Regions from separate parts of the Mus musculus genome. Here regions 1 and 2 are each linked to region 3. Evidence: chromatin loops called from intact Hi-C (ENCODE). Cell type or tissue: heart. All regions are shown on one strand. Region 1 holds the start of Itga6 (integrin alpha 6). Region 2 overlaps Gm36857 (a long non-coding RNA gene). Region 3 holds the start of Platr26 (pluripotency associated transcript 26).

Region 1 (2,500 bases), 68 kb after region 3:
CCAAGAGCTGGGCATACTTAGGCGCGTCTTGAACCCTTGGAGAACGGATGTCTTTGCAAGTCAGCCCTATGAGGCCCGCAGTTCAGTGACAGGTAGAAAAAAAGCCTGGCTAGTCTTGCCAAGCTCCGGGACGCTTCCGGGCAGGTGGCGGGAAGGTGGGAGGGCTGCGGCGGGTGCGCCGCTGCGGGGCGGGGCCGGCAGGGAAGGTGCGTGTGGCGGGCGGGGCCTCGGGAGGGGCGGGGCGGGGCGGGGCGGGGCCGGAGTCCCGGTCACTCGATAAAACGCTTGAGAGTCTCCAGAGAACAACGGGCTCATTGAGCAGCAGCTAGCTGCGGGCGTGGGGGAGCGGCCGCACAGTGAGCGTGAGCCGGCCGGGGGTGGGGCCGCGCGCAGGGGCGACCGAGGCCAAGTGGCCGCAGCGGCGCGCCAGGCAGCCCGGCCCCGGCCCCGAGCCCGCGCGCACAGAGGCCGCAGCAGCTCCGCGGGTCCCTCCCACCGCGCGCGCCCATGGCGGTCGCGGGCCAGTTGTGCCTGCTCTACCTGTCCGCGGGGCTTCTAGCCCGGCTGGGTACAGCCTTCAACCTGGACACCCGCGAGGACAACGTGATCCGGAAATCGGGGGATCCCGGGAGCCTCTTCGGCTTCTCGCTCGCCATGCACTGGCAGTTGCAGCCGGAGGACAAGCGGCTGTGAGTTCCCCGACTCTTCCCATCCCCACCGGGGCGCCGCGCTGCGCCAGGGAGAACGAGGGCGCGCCCTGCTGCCGCCCGTCCCGCGTGCCCAGAGCCTATCCGTGGGCTAGCCCAGCTCGGCTCTGCTCTGCCCTGGCCTTCCCTACCTTGCCCTGCCCTGCCCTGCCCTGCCCGCTCGCACTTCTTCGGCCCAAGACTTGAGAGATCCGGGCCCGCCGCGCCCTGCACACGGCGCCTCCCGGGAGTGAGGAGAGCCGAAGGGACAAACCCCGGGCCCGGCCCCGGGATACTTGACTTTCCCCCTCCCCTGAAGTGCTTTCCGCGGTTCTCCACTTCGGGCTTAGTTTGCAGGGACCCCGGCAGGTGGCACGCTTTGCTGAGCTTCACGTGTGCACTAGGGACAGTGATGGGACACAGGGTTGCGGGAAGTCTTCCAGGGAAATGCAGGCCTTTCTCCAACTCTCCGACCGTCCGGTCCCCTCCCTCGTTCGCGCGCCGCGTGGAAGTTGGGAAGCCACTTTTCGCTGTCCCGTATGACTTTCCCTGCAGAGTGGGCTCTCCTGCAGGAGATACTTTAACATGCTTCTTAAAAAGCACCTGTTCCTCAGGACTAGCTCAGCTGTGAAAACAGGCTTCTTCGAGTCGGTGTGCTAGCTCCCCCTCCCAGCTCCCTGATAGATCAGCAGCACTCAAGGATCCTCCGGCCCCAGTGCTGGGTGGGCCTCACGGAGGAGTTAGAGCAAAGTGCCCCTTCTAGGAGGGACTTAGAAAAGAAGGTTCGGAAGTGACAGTCATCCTCCCAAGTGTTTCTTCCAGGAGAAAGCGACTGGCTCTGCCTTTTAAACAGTGTTGGCTCCCACATGACCCAGTTCTTTGATTGGGGAAGATTTTCTGGAGCTTAGTCGCCCAGTCGCAGTGGGGTTAAATTCTTGATCCATGCTCATTCCCACAACAAAAGGTCCTCCTCCCCGCCCAGGTCTTGAGTTGAACCCAGGTCCTTCCAGGACCAGCAGACCGGAGAGAACAGAGTGCAGCCAAGGGGAAAGGAGAGGCCAGAATTATTTTAAACTGGAGAAAACTCCCTTTTCGGATATTTAACAACTTTGGGGTTTGTGCATATTGTGGACTTCAAAATCTTAAGGTCAGATTTTTCTGATACCACCTGCTAGGTGAAGCAGAAGTCTATTGTGGGTGGGATAGTCCCGGGCAGGGAGGGGGTCTGACTCTGCAGGCGTGGCATTCTCCCGAAAATAATTGTTGGTCAGCTGTAAATCTGAAGTGAGAGGGTTTGTTTGTTTGTTTGTCAACTCAAGAGGATGACATTTCAAATCTCAAACACTATTCGAGAAACACATACATTTACCCATGGAGGATTTGAACTTAGTATAGAAGTGACTGTGGGCCAACAGAGGGAAAACATTCTTTGCCTTTATTTAGCATTCTGTCTGTATCAGACCACAGAGATTGGCTTCCTGGATGGACATGTCCAAGCAGACATTATAATGGGGGGAAACTGGGGCAAGAAATGTCCTGAGGACAATGATTTCAAATTGTGCCTTTAGCCAGGAATCACTGTTGTCATTAAGGTGAGCAGCCTTGGGCCTGCTAAAACTTGTCACTACCGCAGGGCTTCTCTGCTATTACAGCTGCTACAGGTCCTCCCAAGACAAGTTCTGGTGCCTTTAAAAAAAAAAAGCCATAGAGCAGTGTTTCTCAAACTGTAGGTTGTGACCCCTTAACAGCGGTTGCATATCAGATATCTATATTACGATTTATAAGAGTAGTAATATTAGTTATGAAGTAGCAAT
Region 2 (2,500 bases), 120 kb before region 3:
CAAATAGCTAAATGAATAAGTAAGCAACTAAACCAAGTCCATATTCTGGTAGGTCTGCATCTTTGTAGGGACTTCCTGCTGGAGCTTCAAATCTGGAACTTGAGTTTAATCTGATCCATGCATGGCTTCATCTAGTGGGTAGATCCAGGCTTTTCCTCCCATAGGCGATGGCCTTTCTTAACAAGACAGATCTACATTCATACACACAAAACACAGTTTCGGATTTGGAAAGAGTCCCCTTGCCAGTGAAAGACACGTGAGTCTCTCTAGCCTCATGGTGAAATTGTGTTCAGGGTCACCTTCTGTACGAAGCTGCAAGCCTTCTCTCTGCTGGTGCCCGCCATGTGCTCACAGACTTTAGGACTCTCACTCTTTTCCAAGTCCTAGCTTTAAAAAACAAAAAAAAAACCAAAAGCTTTGTGAATTGTTTGAGAGAATCAATTACAGCACCAGACTGGCTGGGTTTGTTCCACGGTTCTGCCAAGCTAGTTGTGTGACTCAACCAGGTTAGTCTCTTTTGCCTCGTTTCTGTCTGTTTTTGGCAAGGGAAGTATTTGGGAGGGAGGAGCGACTGAGACCTGTATTGTTGTGACATAGTGCCTGCTACTCAAATGTCTGACAGTGTTCCAGCTAGAGTTGCCAGTTCTAACCAGCAGAAATTGACTCCGTTACCTTAAATGGAGAAGTGGCTTTATTGGAAGGATCGTGGGCAGTCAGAATTTACAGCATATGTGCAGAAGCAGAAGCAGGAAGTGTGTGAGAGGGGGAGCAGACAGTAGAAATAATCAGATCCGAACATTTGCGGCATGGCCAGGACACCATCGATAGCTCCCGCCTCCGGTGTTTCTATGCTCCCAATCTTTCTTAGAGGAGCCTCTTGAGATTCAAAATCATTGGCGATCCTCTTCAGTGGGCTGAGCCCACTGTTAGGGAAAGCAGAGCTTCGAAGCCTTTGTTTCTGTGTTAGAAATTGGGATGTCTTATTGGGGAGCGGGCCACTCATGGTAGAAGAGGGTTAGGATGCTAGGGAACAAAACTCTCTCCAACCGCTCTACCTAGGCATTGTGATTGCTGGGCACTCCACTGTCTAGTAGAATTGAGATGCAGTGTGCTATCCCACCAGTAGGTGTCACCCTTTAACAAGTGTGACCTTCCCCTCCCACCTCAGCCCCTCAGAGGCCATCTGCACAGTAAAGAATGTAGTGGCATTTCCGCAGCTGATCCCAAACTGGGGTGCCCAGTTATATTGGGTCTCTCTCTCTCTCTCTCTCTCTCTCTCTCTCTCTCTCTCTCTCTCTCTTTCACACACACACACACACACACACACACACACACACACACACACACACACACACATGGATTCAGTTCCCTCAAATGAAACCCGCTGTCTATAGTTTGTTACCCCTTTAGTATCGTCACTTGTCTGGCAGTAAATATGAATATATAGTAAGTTAAACCTGATGGGAAAAATTCAGAGAGAGTTTACTGGCTTGGTTTACTGACTTGTTTTTTTCATGATATGATTTCAGGGTTGTGATATATATCGCTTCTATGAAAAATAGTACTTTCCGAGAGAGGTGCTTTCCTAGGTCATGATGAAATCAGGGGGAGCAACAAAACACACCATGACCCAAGTGCTTGGTACTGCCCTTCAGATTGTGAGACTGATATGTGGCCTGCTGGACTAAGAGGGTCACTTGGTATTGTTCTGAAAGCAGTTAAACCACAGGTTAGCCGGGGAGTTCACTTTTCATTAGGCAACGGGTACTCAGCATAGTTCTTTTTTTTTTTTAATTAGATATTTTCTTTATATACATTTCAAATGCTATCCCGAAAGTTCCCTATACCCTCCCCCCGCCCTGCTCCCCTACCCACCCACTCCCACTTCTTGGCCCTGGCGTTCCCCTGTACTTCTTGACCAATGCTAGGTTCACAGATAGTCTTTGAACAGAAGGCGAATAAGCACGCTGCTATGGCATTGCTTTTCTGGTACCCACAAACTGAGGCTGATGAACTTAACTCCAAGGTTAGCTGGTGTGTGAGCGAGCTTTCTGTGACTATAACAAAATACTTGAGATAAGCAAGTTATTTAAAAAAAAAGACAGACTCACAGTTTTGAAAGTTTTAGTCCAAAATTAGTTTGTCCTGTTGCTTTAGGAAGCAATGTATCGTGAAAGGAGTGTATGGTAAAGAACAGTCTACATGGATGAGAGAGAGAGAGAGAGAGAGAGAGAGAGAGAGAGGTGGGGATGCATGGGAGTTACAGTAGAGCAGGGTTGTCCACTTTATGGATGGGAGAGAGAGCATTCATGTACCCATGAGAGGTGGGGGTGGAGGTGGAGCTAGGATTCTATAATCTCCTTTGAGAGCAAGTCCCAAACGACCTCAGGAATTCCCAGTAGGCCTCACCTTCTAAAGGCTCTGGCTTCTATCAATAGCACCACTCTGGTGGTGAAGCCTTTAACACGGGGAGCCTTTGGGAGATGCTCAACACGCACAC
Region 3 (2,500 bases):
ACAGGGTTTCTCTGTATAGCCCTGGCTGTCCTGGAACTCACTTTGTAGACCAGGCTGGCCTCAGAAATCCGCCTGCCTCTGCCTCCCGAGTGCTGGGATTAAAGGCGTGCACCACCACACCCGGCTTCTGTCTTTTCTTTGTTAACCAGATAGATTTTTTTTTTTTTAATCTGTTGAAGTTTAGCTCTGGTTCTGCCTCCCAGTCCGATGCTCCCGGAAATAAGACTCAGACTTAAATTATATTTACAAATACCTTGGCCATATAGCTAGGCTCTACTCTGACTAGATCAAAACTAAAGATACCTATTTAACCTACACTCTGCCACATGGGTGGCTGTGGCTGGTTACCTGTGCTCTGGTACCCCTCCCGCCTCTATTTTCTGCCTAAGCCGTAGGCCATGGATTTTTTAATTGACAGGTGAGGTATCTTGTGTACCTTACACAAGATACTCTCTCCACAAAAATCTAATATTTTATTAATTCTTTGAGACTTGCATACATAATAGAATGTATTTTAGGTATATTCACCCCCATTCCTCTCAGATCTATCTTCATGTCTCCTCCTGTCTTCTCTCTCTCTCTTTTTTTTTATAACATACTGGGTTTTATTTATTTATTTATTTATTTATTTTTGCTGTAAAGAGACACAATGAGCATGTAAAGTTGCTTCATGAAGAAAAACCTTTAATTGGGGCTGGCTTACAGGTTCAGAGGTTTACTCTGTTATCATCATGGTGGGAAGCATGATGACAGACATGGTACTGGAGAAGGCTCTACATCTGGATCTGCAGGCAGCAGAGAGAGCGAGCCACCCGGTGAGGGTTGAGCTTCAAAGCCTGCGCCCAGTGACACACTTCCTCCGATGAGGCCACATCTACTCCAACAAGGCCACATCCCCTAATACTGCCACTCCCTATGAGCCTATAGGGCCCATTTTCATTCAAACTATCATGCCCATTCAGTTCCGTTTATTCTGTCCTTCCAGACATCCGTCTGGGTCATCCACTGCAGTTTGGTCAAACAAAGACCACACCCATAAGAAAACTGACTCCCCGGCCGTTAGCTCCTTAGCTAGGGGTCAGAGTTCATGAGCCCCTCCCACCTCTGCACCCAGCCTTGTCTTTAAAAAGCTCTGGCGTCTCTGATGTGGACCTCACTTTGGAAACACTGACAGAGAGCTTTCAGAGATGCAGTGACTCTGCCAGATGCTTCAGTGTCTCCCAGGAGGCAGGTTTTGCAGTGCATGGAGAGGAACCAGCTGGCAGAGAAAGGTGGGAATGCCATTCTGGGAAGAGAAGCCCAGTGCTGGGGCTCTGGTGACCATACTGTCTCTTCCTGTGACTCTTTGTGCATGTGTCTCAGGTGTTAACCACTCCAGCCCAGAGTGCCAAAGTTAAACAGCCTGGGCTTTGTGGAGAGCTGGGAAGCCGCCTCCTGTGTTCACAGTAGGTTTGGAACTTGACCATGCTTATCTACCGAACAAGGCAGGACCTGTGACTGGCTGCACAATTAGCCAAGATGTTACAGTGCTCCCACAAAAAGAGGTGACAGCAAGGCCAGCCAGGGTGTCATAGGAGAGCCCTGCCTGTGAATAATGAACCAGCGCCGGGCCTGAGCTTGGCAGCCTGTCTGTTAGCCTGTCTGTTAAGACACTGTGAGAGCCTGTTGGCAAAACCTGGCATTCTGGGACAAAAAGCTCAGCCAGAATGGCCTGCTACATTAGACAGGAGACAAAGAAACCTGGCCCAGGCTAGAGGCACTTGCCTTTAGACGAGGCAGTAACATTGCAAGAGACTGTGGTTTCAGCTGCAGTTAGAAGGGTCCCCAGGGTCCTGGAAACCTTGTTTTGTGATGAGACAAAGCTCTGGTGAACCAAAGCTGCCTCTCTGCCCCCCACCCCACCACTACCTGTGCATTAGCAGGAATCCTAGATTACCATGGAATTTAACAGGTACATGAACATGAAGCATGTGTACATGTTGAATAACCATGAGGAAATCTCTCAGGACACACAGAAGAATTACTTGTGTGTGTGTGTCTCAGTATGTGTGTCTGTGTAAGAATGTGTCATGAAGATGTGTGTGTGAGAAAGAGTGTGTGTGTGCGTGTGAATATATGTGAGTGTGTAAGTGTGTATATGTGTTCTGTGTGTGAATATATGTGAGTGTGTAGGTGTGTATATGTTTTGTGTGTATGTGGGTGTCTATGTGTCTATGAGGACGTGTGTGTGTGTGTGTGTGTGTGTGTATCTGTGTGAGTATGTATGTGTGTGTGTGAGCATGTCTCTGAGAGAGTATGTCTGTGTGTGAGTGTATATTACAAGTGTGTGTGTCTGTGTGAATGTGTATGAGTGTGTGCCTATGTTTCAGTATGTTTGTAAGTGTGTATCTTTATGTGTATGTAGGAGTATAAACGTGTATCTATGTGTGTGATGGTTTGTATATGCTTGACCCAGGGAGTGGCACTATTTGGAGGTATGGCCCTGTTGGAGTGGGTGTGG

What was found. A loop is a pair of places that touch in the nucleus more often than their neighbours do. Peaks named below come from ENCODE experiments on the same cell type or tissue, not always from the same donor. Only the 100,000 strongest peaks of a DNase experiment are listed, where the experiment ranks them.
Region 1: it touches region 3 in a loop (1.9-fold over the local background); 2 of 42 quality-filtered maps call a loop at or near these places.
Region 2: it touches region 3 in a loop (2.0-fold over the local background); 3 of 42 quality-filtered maps call a loop at or near these places.

The regions. Positions count from the first base shown.
Region 1 is chr2:71,786,632-71,789,131 of GRCm38, forward strand. Itga6 (integrin alpha 6) reads left to right here and starts at 308. Exons shown (of 26, transcript NM_008397.4): 1 at 308-689. The coding sequence starts at 508. In heart, CTCF peaks have their summits at 1,062 and 1,345; DNase peaks (open chromatin) are centred at 320 and 1,420; H3K4me3 peaks cover 2,500 bases; H3K27ac peaks cover 2,288 bases.
Region 2 is chr2:71,597,897-71,600,396 of GRCm38, forward strand. The region is part of intron 1 of Gm36857 (a long non-coding RNA gene); the gene reads left to right. Among named protein-coding and RNA genes, the nearest start is that of Gm36857, 7.8 kb to the left of the region's middle. In heart, a CTCF peak has its summit at 1,107 (motif pointing right); a DNase peak (open chromatin) is centred at 1,115; H3K27me3 peaks cover 609 bases.
Region 3 is chr2:71,718,238-71,720,737 of GRCm38, forward strand. Platr26 (pluripotency associated transcript 26) reads left to right here and starts at 1,180. Exons shown (of 4, transcript NR_037979.1): 1 at 1,180-1,271. In heart, no CTCF peak of the experiment used is centred here; a DNase peak (open chromatin) is centred at 1,534; H3K27ac peaks cover 939 bases.